Linked DNA regions of Homo sapiens: region 1 is linked to region 2. Evidence: chromatin loops called from intact Hi-C (ENCODE). Cell type or tissue: HCT116. All regions are shown on one strand. Each heading gives the region's core, and the rest is flanking DNA. Links, peaks and the distances in the headings are about the cores only. Region 1 overlaps CACNG4 (calcium voltage-gated channel auxiliary subunit gamma 4). Region 2 overlaps CACNG5 (calcium voltage-gated channel auxiliary subunit gamma 5).

The links. Peaks named below come from ENCODE experiments on the same cell type or tissue, not always from the same donor. Only the 100,000 strongest peaks of a DNase experiment are listed, where the experiment ranks them.
Region 1: it touches region 2 in a loop (2.8-fold over the local background); 2 of 110 quality-filtered maps call a loop at or near these places.

What each region holds. Positions count from the first base shown.
Region 1 is chr17:66,977,747-66,985,746 of GRCh38, reverse strand. All of the region lies in intron 1 of CACNG4 (calcium voltage-gated channel auxiliary subunit gamma 4), which reads right to left. Among named protein-coding and RNA genes, the nearest start is that of CACNG4, 17 kb to the right of the region's middle. RefSeq lists enhancers at 100-359, 2,279-2,780, 6,461-7,037, 6,960-7,254, 7,038-7,615. In HCT116, for the core only: no CTCF peak of the experiment used is centred there; DNase peaks (open chromatin) are centred at 2,158 and 4,616; H3K27ac peaks cover 994 bases; H3K27me3 peaks cover 970 bases.
Region 2 is chr17:66,848,745-66,861,081 of GRCh38, reverse strand. The region is part of intron 1 of CACNG5 (calcium voltage-gated channel auxiliary subunit gamma 5); the gene reads right to left. Among named protein-coding and RNA genes, the nearest start is that of CACNG5, 20 kb to the right of the region's middle. In HCT116, for the core only: a CTCF peak has its summit at 5,673 (motif pointing left); a DNase peak (open chromatin) is centred at 5,701; H3K27me3 peaks cover 520 bases.

The DNA of each region.
Region 1 (8,000 bases), core at 1-8,000, 130 kb before region 2:
CACTGGACGCTGATTTCTTTGAGGAACAGGACAGGATTCTACTTTTCATCTGGGTGCTCCATAAAATGTCTGCTGGATGAATAAAGAATGAATAGGAGACTGCATGTGTGCATTCAGGAAGGAAGACGTGTGCCTCTGTATATTCCCCTGCCTGGGGAACTCTTACACATTCTGCAAGACAAGAGTAATGTTGCCTCCTCTGGGAAGCCCCCCGGGACTTTCCCAGGCTGATAGAGGCCAAGCCTCCCTGGAATTGAGTGCACTAAGACAAATGACACTCTAACATCACAAGCCTCACCCTGACACTCCTTTCTTTTCTTGCTTTTTGTTTGTCTCTCTTGGACAATAGACTCATTACTGAATTGCTGTCTGTTTTATTCTCTGCTATGAAGAAAACTTTCCCTATCACTTCGAATGCTGCTTGAGCAGTAGCAGACACTCAATATTAATATTTGCTGAATGAATGAATGAATGAATCTGGGAGTGCCCAGGACTCAGCCTGGGATTTAGTTTTCAAATCCTCAATGAGCATTTTCTGGATTTGAATAGAGACTAAGAAAATGCAGGTAGGGAGTTGGAAACAGATAAGGCAGGATGAGGGCGGGTGGTGGGAGCCCCCCAGAGCAGGGTACCAGGCAGTATCTCCCGATCACAGCTGCCCAGGCTGGGAGAGAGGACGGTCTCAGAGAAGCAAGGCCATTCTTTGCCCTTGGGTCAGACCCTCCTCACCCCAACCATGTCAGTCCCCTGCCACCCTTTGGTCTGGTCTCGTTGAGCTGGTGTGCTCAGCTCAGTGGGGCATTTCCCCAAGGATGAGGTCGAGGTGAGCAGAATGACACTGGGCTTGTTGTCAGCACAGACTCCCAGCCTGGTAACCCTGGGGACCCTGAGGCAGGCTCAGGCTCGAGGCTAAACTCAGGCTCGGGTTCAAGTCAAACTCTGCCCCTGCTGCTTCGCCTTCTGGGTGAAGAATCCAGGGTGACAGAACCCACCTTCCTGTGGGGTTATGAGGATCCCATGAGAGACAGCACAAGCAGATGGCGAGGCAGGAACAAGTGGGAGGTCATGTCATTCTGAACAGCTCCGAGTCTCAGAATCTGCAGATACAGGAGTATCTTTCTCCTCCAGAAGGTCAAACCCTGTTCCCAAGAGGCTGGGTGCAAAAATAAGTGCTGAATGAATGAATGAACGAGTCCCCAGAACATAGCACAGGGCTAGGCACACACATTCTCGACTAGTATTTGCTGGATCACCTAGGACTGAAGAAAATACAGGCCAGCAGTTGGGGATGAATGGGGGCGGGTGCAGGCTGGTGGCAGGCCATCTGTGAGTCTTTGTCATCCCAGACCTATATTTGTTTTTTGTTTTTGTTTTGAGACAGGGTCTTGCTTATTGCCCAGAGCTGGAGTGCAGTGGTGGCTCACTGCAGCCTCAAACTCCAGGGCTCAGGCAATCCTCCCACCTCAGCCTCCTGTGTAGCTAGGGCTAAAGGTGTGCACCACCATGTCCAGCTAATTAATTTTTTGTTGTTGTTAGAAACGGGGTCTCATTATGTTGCCAAACTGGTCTTGAACTCCTGGCCTCTAGTGATCCTCCTGCCTTGGCTTCCCAAAGTGCTAGGATTACAGGTTCAAGCCATTGCAGCTGGCTACTATTTTTAATTTTTACTGAAGATAATCTACAGAGAGTAATCCTAAGGGTGCAGTTAGATGAACATGTGTCTACACCCGTATAACCAGCACCCTGATCAAAATATAGAACATTGTTCACACACCTTGCACCCTCCCAGACAACAGCCCACAAAGGGAGCCACTGTGCTGAGCTCCGCTGCCTTGCATTCGTTTTGCCTGCTTTTGAACAGGGTATGAATGGAAACACACAGTATGATCAGCCTGTTTTTCTATCTGCTTTGTGCGAGCTGGGAGTCACCACGTGAATGCCAACAACCAGAACCTGGGTGTGAAAGTGTGCCAGTGGGTGGCAGCCCCTGCAAAACATGGGTTCCAGGGCTTTGAAGTGCATGGTTAATGTCTTCTTAAAGGATCTGTCTCGAGCAGAATGATTTTCACCTTCTTTGCGGAGAGTGCCCCATCTGAAGAGCCGCCCTCAGTCTGACAGCAGAATCCTTTCTCTTTAGACTGCATGAGTCAGACCTGGGGCCTGGCATCGTGCGTTGTTCTGGTCACGACGCTGTGCCCACCTCCTCCAAGAAGCCTGCTGTGCCAGCCCAGCCCACAGCCAGCATCTGGCAACCACGGGGACACACCTGAGGGGCGGGTCCTGCTCTCTTCCCATCTAAACTCCTCCTCCAGCCTGGGTAGCCTTCACTGTGGCCCCAGATTCCTGGGGTCACCATGGGTTATTTTGGATATTCGCAGCACACTGAGCCACCCCACAACCTCGCCTTTTCCCCAGCGTGCAGCAGGCATGTGACTGTTTTTAGCATGGGGCTGAGAAAGATCTTGCCAGGGGCTTTGGGGCTGGAGACCTGGGTGCAGGTGCTGGGGGGTGTCACAGGCTGGTGAGTCTCCCACAAGGGGAGTGCCATCCATGCTGCATTGTGAGGAGGAAGTGAACTCTGCAAAGTGCCTGCAGAGATTTTCATGTCATAGCTACCACTGTTATCAACTGGGAAGAGGTATAGCCGAATGAAGAGAATGGAATCTGAAGCCAGACAGCCTGGGTTTCAATTCTGACTTCACCACTTGTTGGCTCCGGGGCCTTGGGCAAGCTGCTTAACTTCCCCGTGCCTCAGTTTCTGCATCTACACCATGGAAGTAGTGCTAGCACCTGCCTCACAGGCTGGCGGAGGATTAAGCAAGTTAATCTATATAAAGTGCACAGGGCAATCCCTGGCACCTAATAGGAACCACAGTAGAGTTTGCTCTCATAGCCAAGCATGGTGGCTTGTGCCTGTAAATCCAGCTACTTGGGAGGCTGAAGCAGGAGGATCGCTTGAGCCCAGGAGTTTGAAGCCAGCCTGGGCAACAGAGCAAGACCTCATCTCTATAAACAAATTAAAATTAGATGGGCATGGTGGTGCACGTCTGCAGTCCCAGATACTCAAGAGGCTGAGGTGGGAGGATTGCTTGAGCCCTGGAATTCAAAGCCACAGTGAGCTATTGAGAGGTGAAGCCAGCTGGACTTCCTGGGTTGAGTGGGGACTTGGAGAACTTTTCTGTCTTACAAGAGGATTGTAAAATGCACCAATCAGCACTCTGTAGCTACGATTGTAAAACACGCCAATCAACGCCCTGTAGCTAGCTAGAGGTTTGTAAAATGCACCAATCAGCGCTCTGTGGCTAGCTACAGGTTTGTAAAATGCGCCAATTGGTACTCTGTAAAAACACACCAATCAGCACTCTGTGGCTAGCTAGAGGTTTGTAAAATGGACCAGTCAGCACTCTGTAAAATAGATCAATCAGCACTCTGTAAAACGAACCAATCAACACTGTAAAATGGACCAATCAGCATGCTGTAAAACGGACCAATCAGCAGGACATGGGCGGGGACAAATAAAGGAATAAAAGCTGGCCACCCTAGCCAGCAGCGGCAATCCGCTTGGGTCTCCTCCCACTCGTGGAAGCTTGTTCTTTCACTCTTCACAGTAAATCTAGCTGCTGCTCACTCTTTGGGTCCGTGCCACCTTTAAGAGCTGTAACACTCACCGCAAACGTCCATGGCTTCATTCTTGAGGTCAGCGAGCCCATAAACCTATCAGAATGAATCAACTCTGGACACACTATGATCCCACCACTGCACTCTAGCCTGTGTGACAGAGTGAGACCGTATCTCTAAAAATTTTTTTTTATAAGAGTTAGCTCTCTTTCTGCAATAATATACCTGAAATCTGATTAAATCATAGTTAAGTAATTAACTAGTGTGAAATTATAGCTGTTACAAAGATAAGTTGAGATAACATATGGAAAGTTCTTGAGATAATACCTAATGTGCTTGGTGCATAGCAAGGGCTCAGCAGGCATTTGCTCTTATTTTTTAAACTATTCATAATTCTGGACTCTAAACAGAGGAGCCAGCAGGAGGGTGTTGAATGGATAAGCAGCTAGGGCGGAGGGGACCTTGCCGGGCTCGCCTGAGCACCGTCCTACTCACGGGCGGCTCAAGAGGCCACTGGTGACAAACAGAGTGGGTCTCCTGTGGTTCTCTCGGCCCCAGCACCCCCAACCCTGACCCAGTGCTTTGCACAAAGGCTTGTATGTTTCAAGCCACAGTCTAGAGAAAGCAACTAGGTTTCAAAACAAAAAACCAGGTAAATTTCCTTCCCTTTCCTCCAGAGATGGGTAGACCAAAGAAGAACCCAAAAAAACTGCTTGCAAGAATATGAAGGGCTATTAAGGGTCGAAGATGATTGCTTTGTTTTCAGCTATAGGAAAGACTGAGCAAGAAGAAAGGAACAGACATTACTACTGAAGGTAGCAAATTTGATTAGAACTGAGGGATAATTTTGTAGTCCTAGTACTGGGAATCTCAGCTGGAGGATGCTGGACTTGATCAGCATCTCCTTCCATATTCCCTCGCGCTTCTGCCTTAACTGAAACTCTTGCTAAGAACAGAAGGTAACATTCTGAGCACCTGGCAACAAAGACACAAGGGGAAGCTTGTGTCTCTGCATTGATGGACATTTGAAGGGTCAACTGACTCACTGCCACAAAGAGTGAGGGATTGTTTCAGGGTCGCACGAGTCACATTGGAAACTGCCTTTCCTCCAGTATTCACCATGCAAAGATTTTTTTCTTTTTATTTACTTTTTCTTTTTTTTGTTCTTTTAGAGGAACCTCTGGAAGAAATGCAAAGATGTTTCTAACAAGGCCGGGTGCGGTGGCTCACGCCTGTAATCCCAGGACTTTGGGAGGCTGAGGCAGGCGGATTGCCTGAGGTCAGGAGTTTGAGACCAGCCTGGCCAACATGGTGAAACCCTGTCTCTACTGAAAATACAAACATTAGCCAGGTGTGGTGGTGCACGCCTGTAATTCCAGCTACTCAGGAGGCTGAGGCAGGAGAATTGCTTGAACCCAGTGAAGGTTGCAGGGAGATGAGATTGTGCCACTGCACTCCAACCTGGGCAATAGAGTGAAACTCAGTCTCAAAAAAAAAAAAAAAAAAAAGAATTTACACAAAGGGAATTGTCAATGGAAAATTTTTGAGGTAAAAGAATCTTTTATTTTAAAGAGTTTGAAGATTTTTGGTGCAATGAAGCCTGCTTAAGCTTGCCACAGGACAGTTTCCTAGGGAAATAATTTAAAAAAGCAAGCGTCTTCTGCTCAAACCTCATCGGAGTCACATATTAAGAAATCTTGAGCCATCTGACTCAGGCAGAAAAATTCTCCCTGAGGGGCCTCTCACGACACAGCTTTCCGATTAAGTACTTAGGTTTACACATGTGATAAAGGTTTGTAAAAGCATAGATCTGGGTTTTATTTCCTTCTCACTTACTTTCATGGTCAGTTTTAGCACTTTTATTGTAGGAGATGGATTTCTAGGGATGGAAGCCCAATGTGGAAATTGTGCTGACAGGAAATAAAGATTCAACTGTGGTTGGCTTGCAAAGGCTTTGATCCAGGAATCAATTTGGTTATAAGTCAGAAGTGGCCTGTAATAAAATGCTGGCAAGAAGTCGCTGGGCATAGTGCCTGGGAGCGTGTTCCTGGATGCATTTAAGAATAAAAAGAACAGGCTGGGTGCAGTGGCTCATGCCTGTAATCCCAGCACTTTGGGAGGCCGAGGTGGGCAGATCACGAGGTCAGGAGTTCAAGACCAGCCTGGCTAACATGGTGAAACCCCATCTCTACTAAAAATACAAAAATTAGCTGGGCATGGTGGCACATGCCTGTAATCCCAGCTACTTGGGAGGCTGAGGCAGGAGAATTACTTGAACCAGGACCCAGGAGGTAGAGGTTGCAGTGAGCAGAGATTGCGCCACTGCACTCCAGCCTGGGCTACAGAGTGAGACTCCATCTCAAAAAAAAAAAAAAAAAAAAAAGCATGAAAAGAACAAACACCGGCCGTGTCAAATCGGCATACACACCCATTCATCTGTCTGGAGACTGGGCTTGGGATGCTTTTCATCTAAATATCGGGTTTATATTTTTTCCTCTCTGCATCACAGAAGTTCGAAAGAAGAAGGAGATCAGATAAGTCACTCCTCATTCCCATGACCATCAGTTTAACATTTTGGTGAATTTCCTTCCAATATTTGTTCCCAGCTTGATAAAGCAGCCACTGGTACAGTCACATCTGTTTCGTACCAGATGATCTTCAAAGGTTCCACATCTGTGGGTTTTTGGCTCACTCAATTTGCCATTTAATAGAATTCTCTTCATGTTTAATAACCCTCCTAATAATCACAGAGTTAAAATAATACATTTTTATCTAGGAAATGCTTCAAGAACTCTCAAAAGACTGACTTGAACAGGAAGCAGGAGAGGGCTTGCGTGGTTTACAAAGATGGCAGACTCAAAGGGAAAAGGGGAAGAATTAATTAGAAATACAAGGAAGAAAGAAAGGAGAGAAAGAGGGACGAGAGGAAGAGAAGGCGGCACTGGGGAATGGGGAAAATGGGTTTGGGTTGCAGAGGATGCTCACACAAAAAGGAACCTCAGGTTGGCCGTGTGGGTGTGGTGACTGGGACTGTGCGAATGGCAGCAGCACAAAGAAGACTGGAGACACATCAGAAACCACCAGGGTGAGGGAAGGGGGTTGGCTGGAAGGAGGGTGCGGGGCAGGCCTGCAGCCAGCAGGGAACTCCCCCAGAGACTGAACCTCAAGGCCGCAGGCCACAAGGTAGAAGACGGGAGATCCTCCAAACGGTTGAGCAAGTGAGGACACTCTGCCCACCAGGCATCTGGCCTCCACTCACGCTCAGGAATCCGCAGGCAGAAAGACAACCAAAGCCATTTTTCATGCAAGAGGAGTTGGATATCAGGAAAAATCAGAGCCCCTTTGTATGACATGCCAAACTGCTGAAGCGAGAAAATGTCTCGGGCGAAGGCTCAGATGCGAGGCAGGGACAGCGTGCTCGCCCTGGGGAACCTGGGCCGTCAATGTGCACTTGTTATCAGGCTTTTCAGAGCTGAGGGCCGGAAGCGAGTACGGGGCATCCCTCCCCCATCGCATGTTAATGATGAGCTGGTGACATGGCCTTGGCCGGACTGTCCGGCCCCTGGAAGGGAGCCTGGGTGTCCTGAAATGTCCTCAGGGAGTCTTTGGGGATCTGTGTCCTTTTCTTGCCTGTGCTTTGGTGTGTGGGGGAGGGGTGAAGTGGGCAGGAGGAACCCTGGGAATTAAGAACCGAAGCCCCCCTTCCTCTGAGACCCATCTTCACTCTGGGTCCCCTCCCCTGTCCCCATGTACCACGTATTTTTTGGGTTAGCAGATGAGAATAACTACATGCATTGAACACATGTTATGCCAGCTCCAAAGCAAGCACTTAGATACTTTATCGCGACTCCTGCCAGCAAACTTGCATAGCAGGTATCGCTAACAACCCCATATTGCAGAGAAAGCAACTGAGGTTCAAAGGAGGTGCAATGACTGGCTTAAGGCCCCACAGCTAGTAGGAGGCAGATCCTGGATTCAAACCCTGACTCACTCTGGGATCTGGGCCCTTTATCACCATATCCTACCTCCTCTCCAAGATGCCAAGCAAAAGAGTTGCTGTTTATTTCAGGTCTATGGTGAGACAGATGTGCGGGGAGCCCTGTGCGTATTTCCCATCTGATTCTCCTGACAACCCTATGGGATAGGCCTCCTTAGGGCGTCCGGGAGGAGCCCCTAACGTCTAGGACGTGTTCTGTTGCCCTCTCCACATCGTGCCCTGTATGGTGTCTGTCCTACTGCTGGTGCCCCAGGGTCTCCAGAACCAGAGAGTAAATACCCTGGGGGCTTTCTGTGCCCACAATGCCCGGCCTGAAGCCAGGCACTCAGCAGGTGCCCCACAAACACCTAAGGACGACACAGTTTTAAGTAATTCTGCTCTCCAA
Region 2 (12,337 bases), core at 2,616-10,615:
TATCTGTCGAGAAGAAATATGCAATTATACTTCTGGTGTGTGTGTGTGTGTGTGTGCGTGCATGTGCACAATATATAAAATGCTTATGTATTATATATGATTACTTTTTTACCCAATTATCTACATCAGGGTTGGCTTCCCTGTGCCACATTGGAAGAATTGTCTTGGGCCACACATAAAATACACTAACATTAATGATAGCTGATGAGCTAAAAAAAAAAAAATGTCAAGAAAGTCTTATATAATGTTTTAAGAAAGTTTACGTATTTGTGTTGGGCTGCATTCAAAGCTGTCCTGGGCCACATGCAGCCCATGGGCCATGAGTTGGACAAGCTTGATCTACATAATTATCTTCACTGGTCCTCTCTGTTTTTTATGAGAATTCAAATTAATGTCTGATGTCACTTGCTTTCAGTCTGAAGACCTTCTTTTAGCATTTTTTTTTTTTCTGTCAAGTGGCTCTTCCAGCAACACATTCTCTCAGTTTCTGTTTATCTGGGGTATTTTCATTCCATCTTCATTTTTGGAGGATCGTTTTGTTGCTATAAGATTCTCAGCTGACAATATTTTTTTTTTCTTCCAGCACTTTAAATAGACGGACCCACTGCCTTCTTGACTCCAGTGTGTTTGATGAGAAGTCAGTTCTTACTCTTACAGGGGAGTTCCCTTGTGTGTGATGAACCACATTTCTCTCCGAGCTTTCAAGATTTTATCTTTGTCTTTTGACATTTTGACTATGATGTGTCTGGGTGTGGCATAGCTCATCTTTATCAAGCTTATTGTCCCCACTTTACAGATAAGGAGGTTGGGACACAGAATGGTAAAGCTTTTTGCTTTACCCAGCTAGAAACTGGGGGAGCTGGGATTTGAACCCAGCAATCTAGCCCAGTTATCTGCTATACTAAACTGTCTCTCATTCACCTCTCAGCCTGGTTCTCGTGGGGTTGCATAGGTAAGCTTGGACAGAATGCTTAGCTCACCACCTTGAAAACTCTCACTTCTGAAAAACAGAGATTCCTGAATGGCAAATGGAAACTCTGACCTGATTTTTCTCAACAGTATCAGCTTCTTGCCTAAGATAAGTGAGCTAAAGATTCAAGTCCTTTTCTCCTGGGCCTTTGCATCATGCGGGTGGATGGACGAACCCAGCATTTTCCTTACAAAATAGTGATTATGGAAGAGGTGGAGAAGAAGGAAGAAGGGAGGAAGGAGAGGGTGGAGAGGGAGAGAAGAGGGGAAGGGGGAGGAGAAGGAGGAGGGAGAGGGGAGAAAGTAACCGAGTGTTTCTTGCTGGACACTGAGTTATTCTTGATCATGCCCAGCCCCCTCCATGATTAGAGCTAGTATTTCTGTTTCAAGAGAAAATGTATTTTTCTGCTGATTCTTCCTTTTGGGGTGAAGGGAGGAAGGAGGGATTGGAGAAGCCTGGGGAGGGAAACCAATCTGGCTTTAGCAAAGCTCTCTAGGATGTACTTGGAGCCAGCCTCGGCGCCGTGCAGAAGACACGCCCCTCAAGAGAAACACGGTGCTGCCCAAGGAGGATTCTCACAAGACAACCAAATAAGGCCCTGCCAGGTTACAAAGCACTGTGATGCGCTTCTATAAATACCTCCTCCCAGCATCGTTTTCCTGCCTCCAGCACATTTTACTGTAAACCAGGATTCTAATGATATGTAGGACACATACCCAAACCTCTCCTTCCCTCCACCACACTCTATCCCTCCGCTTCTCCCCCAAAACTGAGTCAAACAGAGGAACTAGACAGGTTGCTGGGGGTCCAGACACAACAGCCATAAGCCCTGAGTTCTAGCCCCACAAACATGAGTACAAAAAGAGAAATGATGTACCAGCTACTTCAGGGCGAGGCTCTTGAACTAGATGCAGAAGGAGAGAAAAAAACTTTACAATGGATGATGTATTTCTCAGAGGAGTCAGTTCTCAACTTGGTGTTTTCTCCTCCCCATCTCTGCCCCCGTGACTTCAGATGAAAAGGTGTCTGAGCACAGCTGAGCGCCTGGCTGCCTGGGTTGGAGCATGTCCCTACGAGTGAGGAAGCCCAAGGTCATATAGGAGCCACAGCAAAGGCCATCGCTTCTCATGGCCCTGGAAGGTGGCCCTTGGAGGGTGCGGTTGCTGTCACCACAAGGCTGTGCCTTGGCAGATGACTGGTGACTCTTGAGTGATGAATTCAAGGTATTCACACCTTGACCACCTCTCTTTAAAGAACATTGTGAGTATCTTGAATTCATCTCTCAAGAGTCACTTTAAAGAGTGGTTACTATCTCCTGACTGGATGGCAGAATAAGAGGCCTGGGGAGGGACACCACTGCCAGGATGCAGGGGGAGATTTCACTCTTCAGGGGGCCCCTGGGAGACAGTTGGTGAGAAGGTGGGGGGAGGGAGGGGGGGCTGCAGCTTGCCCTGTTCCTCAGCCAGCAATGTGCTGCTGGGCATCGGAGAGCACTGGTCTGGAAAAAGAAGTGCAAGGCAGGACAAGCGTTAACCTCAGCCTGGCTCATGCCACCCCTCCTGCTTGCCGCTCAGCTGGAGATCCCATCAGGCAGATGCAGAGGTGCTGGGGAGAGCGTGGCGGGTGGGGGAGGCCCAGGCCTGGGACTGTTAGTCCTGCGAGTTGAGGAGCTGGGGCTATCGGGGAACTCACTCAGCCACTCAGAGCCTCATCAATAATACAGGAATGGCTGTCCCTCTGCAGAGCTGCTATAAGGATGTAGGCCCTGGGCTGTCATCAAATGGCTGTCTTCACTCCCGGGTCCAGAAAGGAGGCAAGGTTGACCACCAGGCTGGCTGAGCCCAGGGTGGAAAATACTGGGCCTCAGAAGATGGCACTCATGGGTTGGGAAGCTTGTGTGCACCCCAGTCTAAAACCAGCCTCTAGATGAAGGAGGCAGAGATTTGGGGTGGGCCGGGGAGGTGCAGGATGTTGCAAGGCCAGAAAGCCCAGAACCTCCCAGAAGCTGCTAGAGAGGAAAGTGTCTGCTTTCCAAGAAGTCAGGTAAGGAACTGAGAGGAGAAAAGGCATGGTGTGCCCATGACCTCTCCCAGGAGCCCATGCCCAGACAGGATTGGATAGAACCCAACCCCAAACCCATATATCAATGGTCCTTAATTCCCGCTGCCCATGAGTGTCATCTGGGGGGATTTAAAATAATCCCAATGCTGAGTTGCTTCTGAGACCAACTATATGTGACCTTCTGGGGGTGGGATGGAGTGGGCTGGGACCGGATATTAGTGTTTTGTAAAACTCTCAGTTGATTCTAATGTGCAGCCAAGGCTAAGAGCCACTAGCCCATGTGAGGTCCCCCACAGGCCTAAAGATATGCAGACCATGCACTCATGATCTGATTTTGGTCTAATCTGGACTAGAGCGGAGCTTCCCAATATGGCGGCCACTAGCCAGCCACAGGTGGTTCTTGGGCACTGGAAACGTGGTAAGTCCAAAGTGAGACATGCGGTAAGTATGAACACATACCCCAGATTTCTAAGATGTAGTATGAATAAAGAATGTAAACTATCTCAGTGATTTAAAAAACATTGATCACATGCTGAAATGGCATATTGGGCTAAATAAAATATATTATTAAAATTAATTTAACCTGTGTCTTTATACTTTTTTAGAGTGGCTATAAAAAACTTTCAGTTACATCATGTGGCTTGCATTACATTCCTATTGGACAGTGCTGGTGTACGGACCAGCCAGTTTAAAAACGTGTTCTCAGGCCAGGCAAGGTGGCTCATGCCTATAATCCCAGCACTTTGGGAGGCCAAGGTGGGAGGATCGCTTGAGGTTGGGAGTTCAAGACCAGCCTGGGTAATATAGTGAAACCTTGTCTCTACAAAAAATCTAAAGATAGCCCATGCATTTGCAGTCCCACCTACTTGAGAGGCTAGGTAGGAGGATCCCTTGAGCCACGGGGAGGAGGAGGCTGTAGTGTCCCTGCACTCCAGCCTGGGTGACAGAGTGAGACCTTATCAAAAAAAAAAAAAAAAAAAAAAAACTTAAAAATTGAAATAAAAATGTGTTTTCTATATTTCTTCTATTGATAAGTTTATTTGTTTTTGATGATAATTTTCTTTAAAACTTCACTTCATGATTCCACTTATATAACATTCTTGCAATGACAAAAATAAAGAAATGGAGAACAGATTAGTGGTTGTTAGGGTCAGGGACAGAGAGGGGAGAGAGGAAGAGGCCAGTGTGGCTATAAAGGGACAACACGAGGTCAGGTGTGGTGGCTCACACCTGTAATCCCAGTACTTTGAGAGGCTGAGGCAGGTGCATCACCTGAGGTCAGGAGTTTGAGACCAGCCTGGCCAACATGGTGAAACCCTGTCTCTACTAAAAATACAAAAAAGTAGCCAGGCATGGTGGCATGTACCTGTAATCCCAGCTGCTCGGGAGGCTGAGACAGGAGAATTGCTTGAACCTGGGCGGCGGAGATTGCAGTGAGCCGAGATAGCGCCATTGCACTCCAGCCTGGGCGACAGAGCGAGACTCTGTCTCAAAAAAAAAAAAAAGGCGGGGGGGCAACACGAGGGATCCTTGTTATGTTGGAAATTTTCTATATCCTTGACTATATCAATGTCAGCATCTTGGTTACCAGGATATCCCTTTGTACTATAATTTTGCAAGATGTTGCCATTGGGTGAAACTGGGTAAAAAACTACATTGAGTCTCTCAGTATATTTCCAACAACTGCATGTGAATCTACAGTATCTCAAAATCAAAAGTTTAATTATTTAAAAAATTTCACCTCTGAAACAATAACTTCCATTATCTGCTGGCAGGAGCATAAAAGTATTTCACTCTTTTGGAAAGCAATTTGGTTGAGCGTTAAGCATTTTCATCTCTCTTGGTTCCAGTGATTCTACTTCTGGGAATTGCTACTAAAAAATATAAACACAAGTACAAAATACACAAAAATGTTGATTCACTGTTGTTGATAATAGCACAGTGCTCAAAGCCACCAACATGCCTCTCTGCAAAGAAGAGTTATAGGAACTATGGTTTACCCACTCAAGGGACTATTATGTAGTCATTGACGGAAAATGTGGCAAGGTAATGTTAAACGACAACAACAACAAAATGTTGGGATACAAAGCATCAATAGTTTGTTTGCTAATTCCTAAAAAAGAATCTTTTAAAATGTGGGATGATGAGTGTAAAAATATTAATAATAGTTACTTTGATAATAGGATTGTGGATGAATGTGTCTATCCTTTCTACTTCAGTTTCTTTTCCTTGATTTTTTTAAATACATATGCATGGCCGGGTGCGGTGGCTCACGCCTGTAATCCCAGCACTTTGGGAGGCCAAGGCGGGCAGATCACCTGAGGCCAGGAGTTCAAGACCAGCCTGACCAACATGGTGAAACCCCGTCTCTACTAAAAGTGCAAAAATTAGCCAGGCGTGGTCCGAGCCTGAGGCAGGAGAATCACTTGAACTCTGGAGGCAGAGGTTGCAGTGAACCGAGATCGCAACACTGCACTCCAGCCTGGGTGACAGGGTGAGACTCTGTCTCAAAAAAAAATACATATGCACAACTTTTTAATTTAATGACATAATGATCATTCCTCTTTTTAAAATTAAGGAGTTTCCTGGAGCTGTCTTCCTGGAGCTAAGGGGCAATGCCCAACCAGGGAAGAGGTCGCCCCCTGTCGGTTGAACATGGTGGTGCGGCCCAGAGACCTGAAGAGCCTGAAGGCACAGCCAGGACAGAGGCCCCGGGCCTGGGGCCAATTAAGGGCAGATTTAGGGTTCCCATTCCTGCCGCAAAGCCGCTCAGAGAATCGCTGCCTGTTAAGAGAGTAGAAAAAAGAAAAGAATCGGGAACATTGCAGCTTATGTGAACTCTGACAAGACACTTGAGCTTTCTGAGTCTCATTCAGTAAAGATATTAAACGGTGGCAATAACATGATCCCTGTATTGGGGGGTGTTTAAGGGGTGAAATGGGCTTTATTCTGCTAGGCAACGCCAATTGTTTTTCAATGTAGTTCTACCACCTGCAGTATGTAAGAATTCTCAGGCCTTCATATCCTCACCAACATTTGGTATTGTCACATATCTTAAATTTTATCAATCACAGTGAGAATCAAATGATATTCCATTGTCATCTCAACTGGCATTTCTATGATTGCCGGTGATATGGGGTATCTTTTTATGTTTGGCTATTTTTCTCTTCCCTTTTCTGTGAAATGCCTGTTCATGTCTTTTTCCCATTTTTTTTTCTATTGGATTCTTCATCTTCTTTCTTATTCATCTATAGGAGTTCTTGAGGTGTTGTGGATATTAATATTTTGCCATATGTATGTGCTGAAACGTTCTGCACAGTCTACAGTTTTTCTTTTCTTTTTTCTTTCTTTTTTTTGAGACAGAGTCTTGCTCTTGTTTCCCAGGCTGGAGTGCAGTGGCGCGATCTTGGCTCACTGCAACCTCTGCCTCCCAGATTCAAGCAATTCTCCTGCCTCAGCCTCCTGAGTAGCTAGGATTACAGGCGCCCACCACCATGCCTGGCTAATTTTTTGTGTTTTTAGTAGAGATGGGGTTTCACCATGTTGGCCAGGCTGGTCTCGAACTCCTGACCTCAAGTGATCCACCCACCTCAGCCTCCCAATCTTTTCACTATTTTTTTTTTTTGAGTTGGAGTCTGGCTCTGTCACCCAGGCTGGAGTGCAGTGGCGCGATCTCGGCTCACTGCACTCTGCCTCCCAGGTTCACGCCATTCTCCTGCCTCAGCCTCCCAAGTAACTGGGACTACAGGTGCCCGCCACCATGCCCGGCTAATTTTTGTATTTTTAGTAGAGACGGGGTTTCACCATGTTAGCCAGGATGGTCTCGATCTCCTGACCTTGTGATCCACCCGCCTCGGCCTCCCAAAGTGCTGAGATTACAGGCGTGAGCCACCGCACCCGGCCTTTTCACTTTTTTAATGCTAACTTTTCAGACATTCTTAAATTTAAATTTAAATTAAATGTATTGTACTATTATTGATTTACATATGTTGGTCTTGCATCTAGTAACTTTGCTGCATAATGTTCCTTTGGATTTTCTATGAGGATGAGCATATAGCCTGTGAATATTGACAGTTTTGTAGTTTTTCATTCTAATTCTGATACCTCATTTTTTTCTTGTCTTGGTGCACTTAGGGACTCGATGACATAAAAGTGATGATAGTGATATTCTTGTCTAATTTGAAAGAGAATGATTCTAACATTTTACCGTTACATATGATATTTGTTGAAAATACAGCTTATCAGGGTAAGGAAGTTCTCTGTTTGCAAAGAGGTTTTGTTTTTGTTTTTGTTTGTTTTATAATTATATTGATTTTTACCATATGTTTTTCTGCATTTATTGAAATAATGTGCTTATTTCAATTATATTTATAGATTTTGTAATGTTAAACAACCCATGCATTACTGGGACATAGCTTGCTTTTGTTGTCTTACATATATACTCTTAATCTGTTTAGTTTCATCATCAAAGTTTCAGTTGAACCACAATGAGATACCATTACGCACATACTAGAATGGCTAAAATTAAAAAGATTGGCCATACTAAATATTGGAGAAGGTTTGGAGAAACTGCAGCTCTCATATGTTGCTGGTAGAAATGCAAAATGGTACAACTGCTTTGGAAAGCAGTTTTGCAGCTTTTTGTAAAGTCAAACATGCTCTTGCCACACAACCAGAAATTCTACTCCTAGGTGGAACTCCTAGAAAAATGAAAACTTGTGGTTGCATAAAGACTTACACCCGAGTACAGCTTGATTCATATAGTCCCAAACTAGAAACAACCCCAGTGTCCAAAACTGGTGAATAGATAAACAAACTGTGGTATATAGAATACTACTCCGCAATACAAAGGAATAAACTACTCATGTATACAACTACATGGGTGATATCTTGAAAGCATTAGGCCAAATGAGAGTCCAGACACAGCTGGGCATGGTTGCTCACACCTGTAATCCCAGCACTTTGGGAAGCCAGGGTGAGAGGATTGCTTCAGCCCAGGAGTTTGACACCAGCCTAGGCAAGATGGTGAGAAGAGAAGAGAAGAGAAGAGAGAAAGAGAAGAGAGAAGGAGAAGAGAGAAGGAGGAGAGAAGGAGAGGAGGAGAAGAGAGAAAGACAAGAGAGAAAGAGAAGAGAGAAAGAAGAGAGAGAAGAGAGAAAGAGAAAAAGAGAGAGAAAGAGAGAGGAAGGAAGGGAGGGAGGGAGGGAAAAGGGAAGCGAAGGGAAGAAGGCAGGCAGGCAAGAGTTCAGACAGAAAAGACTACATATTGTATGATTTCCTTTATATGAACTTGTAGAAGAGCCAAAACTATAGGAAGAGAAAGCAGATCAGCAGAGGGCAGGGCATTAGCTGCAAAGAGGCACAAGATACTTTTTCGAGGTGATTGAAATGTTCTATATTATCATGATTACACATTTATCAAAGTGTATACCTAGAAGTGATACATTTCATTATATACTAATTATACCTTTTTAAAAGTGATATTCACTTTCTAAATAAGTTTGCATAAAACAGCAATTTTCAGTTTCTTAAAGGTTTGGTAAAACTTGCCAAGTAAAACCATGTGGGCCTGTTTCTTTTTGTGGGTATATTTTAATTCTGCTTCAATTTTCTATTAGGGTTCTCCAGAGAGAGAGAAATGGGAGGTGATATATACATATATGAGAGGGGATTTGCTGCCGGAATTGGCTCACATGATTATGGAGACTAAGAATTCCCACAACAGGCCGCCTGCAAGCTGTGGACTCAGGTATAACAGCACTGTGGCTCAGCCCAACTCTGAAAGCCTCAGAACCAGGGAAGACCTACAGCGCTACTCTCATTCTGAGGTCAAAGGCCTGAGAACCTGGGAGGCTGCTGGTGCAAGTCTCAGAGTCCGAAGACCAGAAAGCCTGAAGTTCTGATGTCCAAGGGCAGAAGAAAGGTGGTGTCCCACCTCCAGGGGAAAGAAAGCAAATTTGCCTGTCCCCTGCCTTTTTGTTCTATCCAGGCCCCAGCCGATTAGATGGTGCCCATCCACACTGAGAGTGGATCTTTCCTACTCGATCCAACTCACATGCCAATCTCCTGCCAAAACGCCCTCATGGCACACCTGGAAACAATGCTTTATCAGCTATCCAAGTATCCCTGAATCCACTTGGATCAAGACCTAAGATTAACCATTATCAATTGTGTTAATGGCTACAATCTATTTAGGTTTTCTATTTCTTTTTGAGTGACTTCCCAGAAAGTCACCCATATTTGCATAAACTCTTTCATGATATTCTCTTAGGTGTTAAATAATGATTATCCCACATATCATTTTGGTCTTTTTCTCGTTCCCAATATTGTTTGTGTTTTCTCTCTCTTTTTCCCTTTCCGGTATTTCCTCAGTTTGGGCAATTTTATTCAGCTCTTACAAACAACAAGCTCTAGATTTTGTTGTTCATCTTTATTTCATTGTTGCTGATTAGAAATCTGCTCTGTTATTTTAATATGGTTTCTACTCCTCCTTGTTGTTTTAAACACATTGGATTTATTTTATAGACTTTTCCACACTGTTCTACAACCATGTTTTTGAAATGCTAATTTCCCCATTTGCTGTCTGTACTAAGTTGCCTCAAGGTTAAACCATGCTCTCATGTGGTCTGTAATTTTTATTGTGAGCTCATCTTCAGCAAGGCTTCCCCTCAACCATCCCCATGGGAATCCTATGTACTCTGGGTCCTGGAAGAGTCTCTGGAAAGTGGTTTTGGATTTGATTCAGCTGGGTGAGCTAGAAGTTCCATCAATCCAGGATCTGATTTTACATTAAATTCTTAGCTCAGGATTTCTCCCCCTGGGGGGCGTTAGAAACTTAGATTCTGTACCTGTGGGCAGCTCATTCTTCGGTCTTTGTTTTTTTTGGAGGAGACCCTCCTCCACCTTCCTAGAGAATCTGGGCAGATCTAAATGTCCTGGCAATTTTTTGGGCTGGTAGTTGGCAAATTTTAGCCTCCCCTTCATGGAGGGGGAGTCTCAGTGCGAACTTCTGGCCTTGCGGGGGCCCAAGACCACGTTTTACAGTCCATGGGTAGGCATTAAAATTCCAGACTTGAGCTATGATGGCACATATCTGGATCCAGTACCCCCTGGTTCTCCTTAGTATTAGTTCACATGCTCAAGGCTTTGAGTTTCAGTTCCCTGGGGATTTCCTTCTCTCTTATAAGTCAATGATGTATTTTAAAACCTTCTGAAGTGCTGACAGTTGGTACTCTGTTGCCAAAACTAGAACTCTCAAATTCAGTACATATTTTTCATCCCCCTCCCTTTCCTAGGGGTGGTATTGGAAAGCTCTAACACCCCCAACCCCACATTATGGATGGAGGAGAGGAGGAAAACCTGCCTCTTTCTATTCTTCTGCATTTCCCAGTGTGCTGCAATGAGCACAAATTATTTTTCCAACTGCATTGTGTGTGTGTGTGTGTGTGTGTATGTATTTGTGTATGTATATATATATGTGAACTTTAATTTTAAAAATCAATAAAAGATAACCTATATGTAAAAAAAAAATATACTTTAAACCAGAGCATTTCATGGAAGAGGGAGGCCAACAGTGAATTTCCTCCCCTCTCCCTGGGATGGCTTTCTCTGCTTCTTCCTGGGGCACAAGCCAGCCTGCCCCAGGCTTTTGCAATGTTCTATTTTTGTTTCATTATTTAACTGTGTCCCATATACACTGCTAAGTGGAGTGCTCAGTTCCATCGTTTAATGGACAACTGACCTCTGTCTGCAAATGCCCAAGTCACAGGGAGCTCAACAGGCCATTAATGGGGTCTCAGACCCCCTCCCCCAGTCCATTTCAGTCTGAGGCCAAAAGAGCAGGGATGGGGAGAAGTCTTTCAAGGGAAGACACAGAAGGGTTGCAGAATGCAGGGCAGGAAGACAGGCTGGGGTGGAGTACACTTGCAGCCTGCTTTTGAGAGCCAAGGGGCAGCCTGGCTGCAGGGGCTTTCTCACCTCTCCTGACCCCTTTGTGATCTGCTGAACTTGGCTCCAGGCTGGATTGACTGGCAGTTGTACCGGGACCCACCTCCTGAAGCACCAGGGGATTTTAATTCTTCTTCCTTAATTATTTAATTTCTAGACCTTCACAGTGATCTAAACTGTATCTTTTCACCACTTGACCGCAAAAAGATCACACACCCAGGAGCTTGGAAAGGCAACGGCAGAATCATCAGGCAAGAGGGAGAAAGGATACGTCACAGAGGTGTGTGCGCCTCCATTGCCTGACCTTGACCCTGGGATTCACAGTGTTTTACCCAATGCTTTCCTATGGGGTTGTGACCTCCGTGGCTCCTTCCATCAAGCCTAGGAAGATGACATTGTGGGTGGCGTGATCCGTCTCACCTGTGAGAACACGAAGGCTGAGAGGGGTGTCCTGCCCAGGGAGGCTAGGGCAGGACCTGAACTTTGTGCCTTCTGGGATGTGGTCCCCCACCTGTGTTCAGCCATTCAGCCTGCAGAGGTAGGGTGCATTCCCCAGGCAGATCCCAGAACACAGCCCAAGGCCACTCAGCCAGGAAGTGTAATCCCAAGGTTCAGGGTTGGGCACCCTGAGTGAGGGGCTCCTGGCCACCACCCCACTGCTGGATCTGCCCTCCCGGGGTGGGAACACTGCTGCCTTCTGCGTTCCTGCCCTGCCTTCCTGGGCTGGCTCCATCGGGCCTGCTGGCCTCCTCCTCCTCTGCCCCTCCCGTCCCAGTGCGGCTCCCCCCACCCCTGCCCCCAACCCCGGGTGCCTCAGAGGATGAGTGTTCCTCACCCTCCCCACAACAATGCATCCATCAGGATGGAGACGGCCGTTCCCATCCGGAGGGAAGAGGGGGTGGAGGAAATTGATCACCGGGAATGATGTCTCTGTATTCTGCCTCCCCTGGTTTATTTCCCTCCGCAGAGGCAGATGGGGAAAATGTTGGCTGCAGTTTTGACATGAATTGATCTTGAAGCTGGGTGAACCCCGCGGTACTCCCTTAATGGGCAGCCATGGCCTCCCGGCTCTAGGGCTGACAACAAGCACTCAATCAATGCACACGGCGGCAGCCTATTCATCTGATTGCACTCCAGAAAGCACAAAGTTCAGGTCCTGCCCTGGCCTTCCTGGGGAGGACACCCCTCTCAGCGTCTGTGTCACCCATAATGCCATCTTCCTAGGCTTACTCGAAGGAGCCAAGGAGGTCACAGCCCCATAGGAAAGCACTGGGTAAAACACTGTTAATCCCAAGGTCAAGGTCAGACGTCCTGGCTTCTCCTTGCATCCAGCGCTGGGGTCTGCTCAGCAGGGTCTGA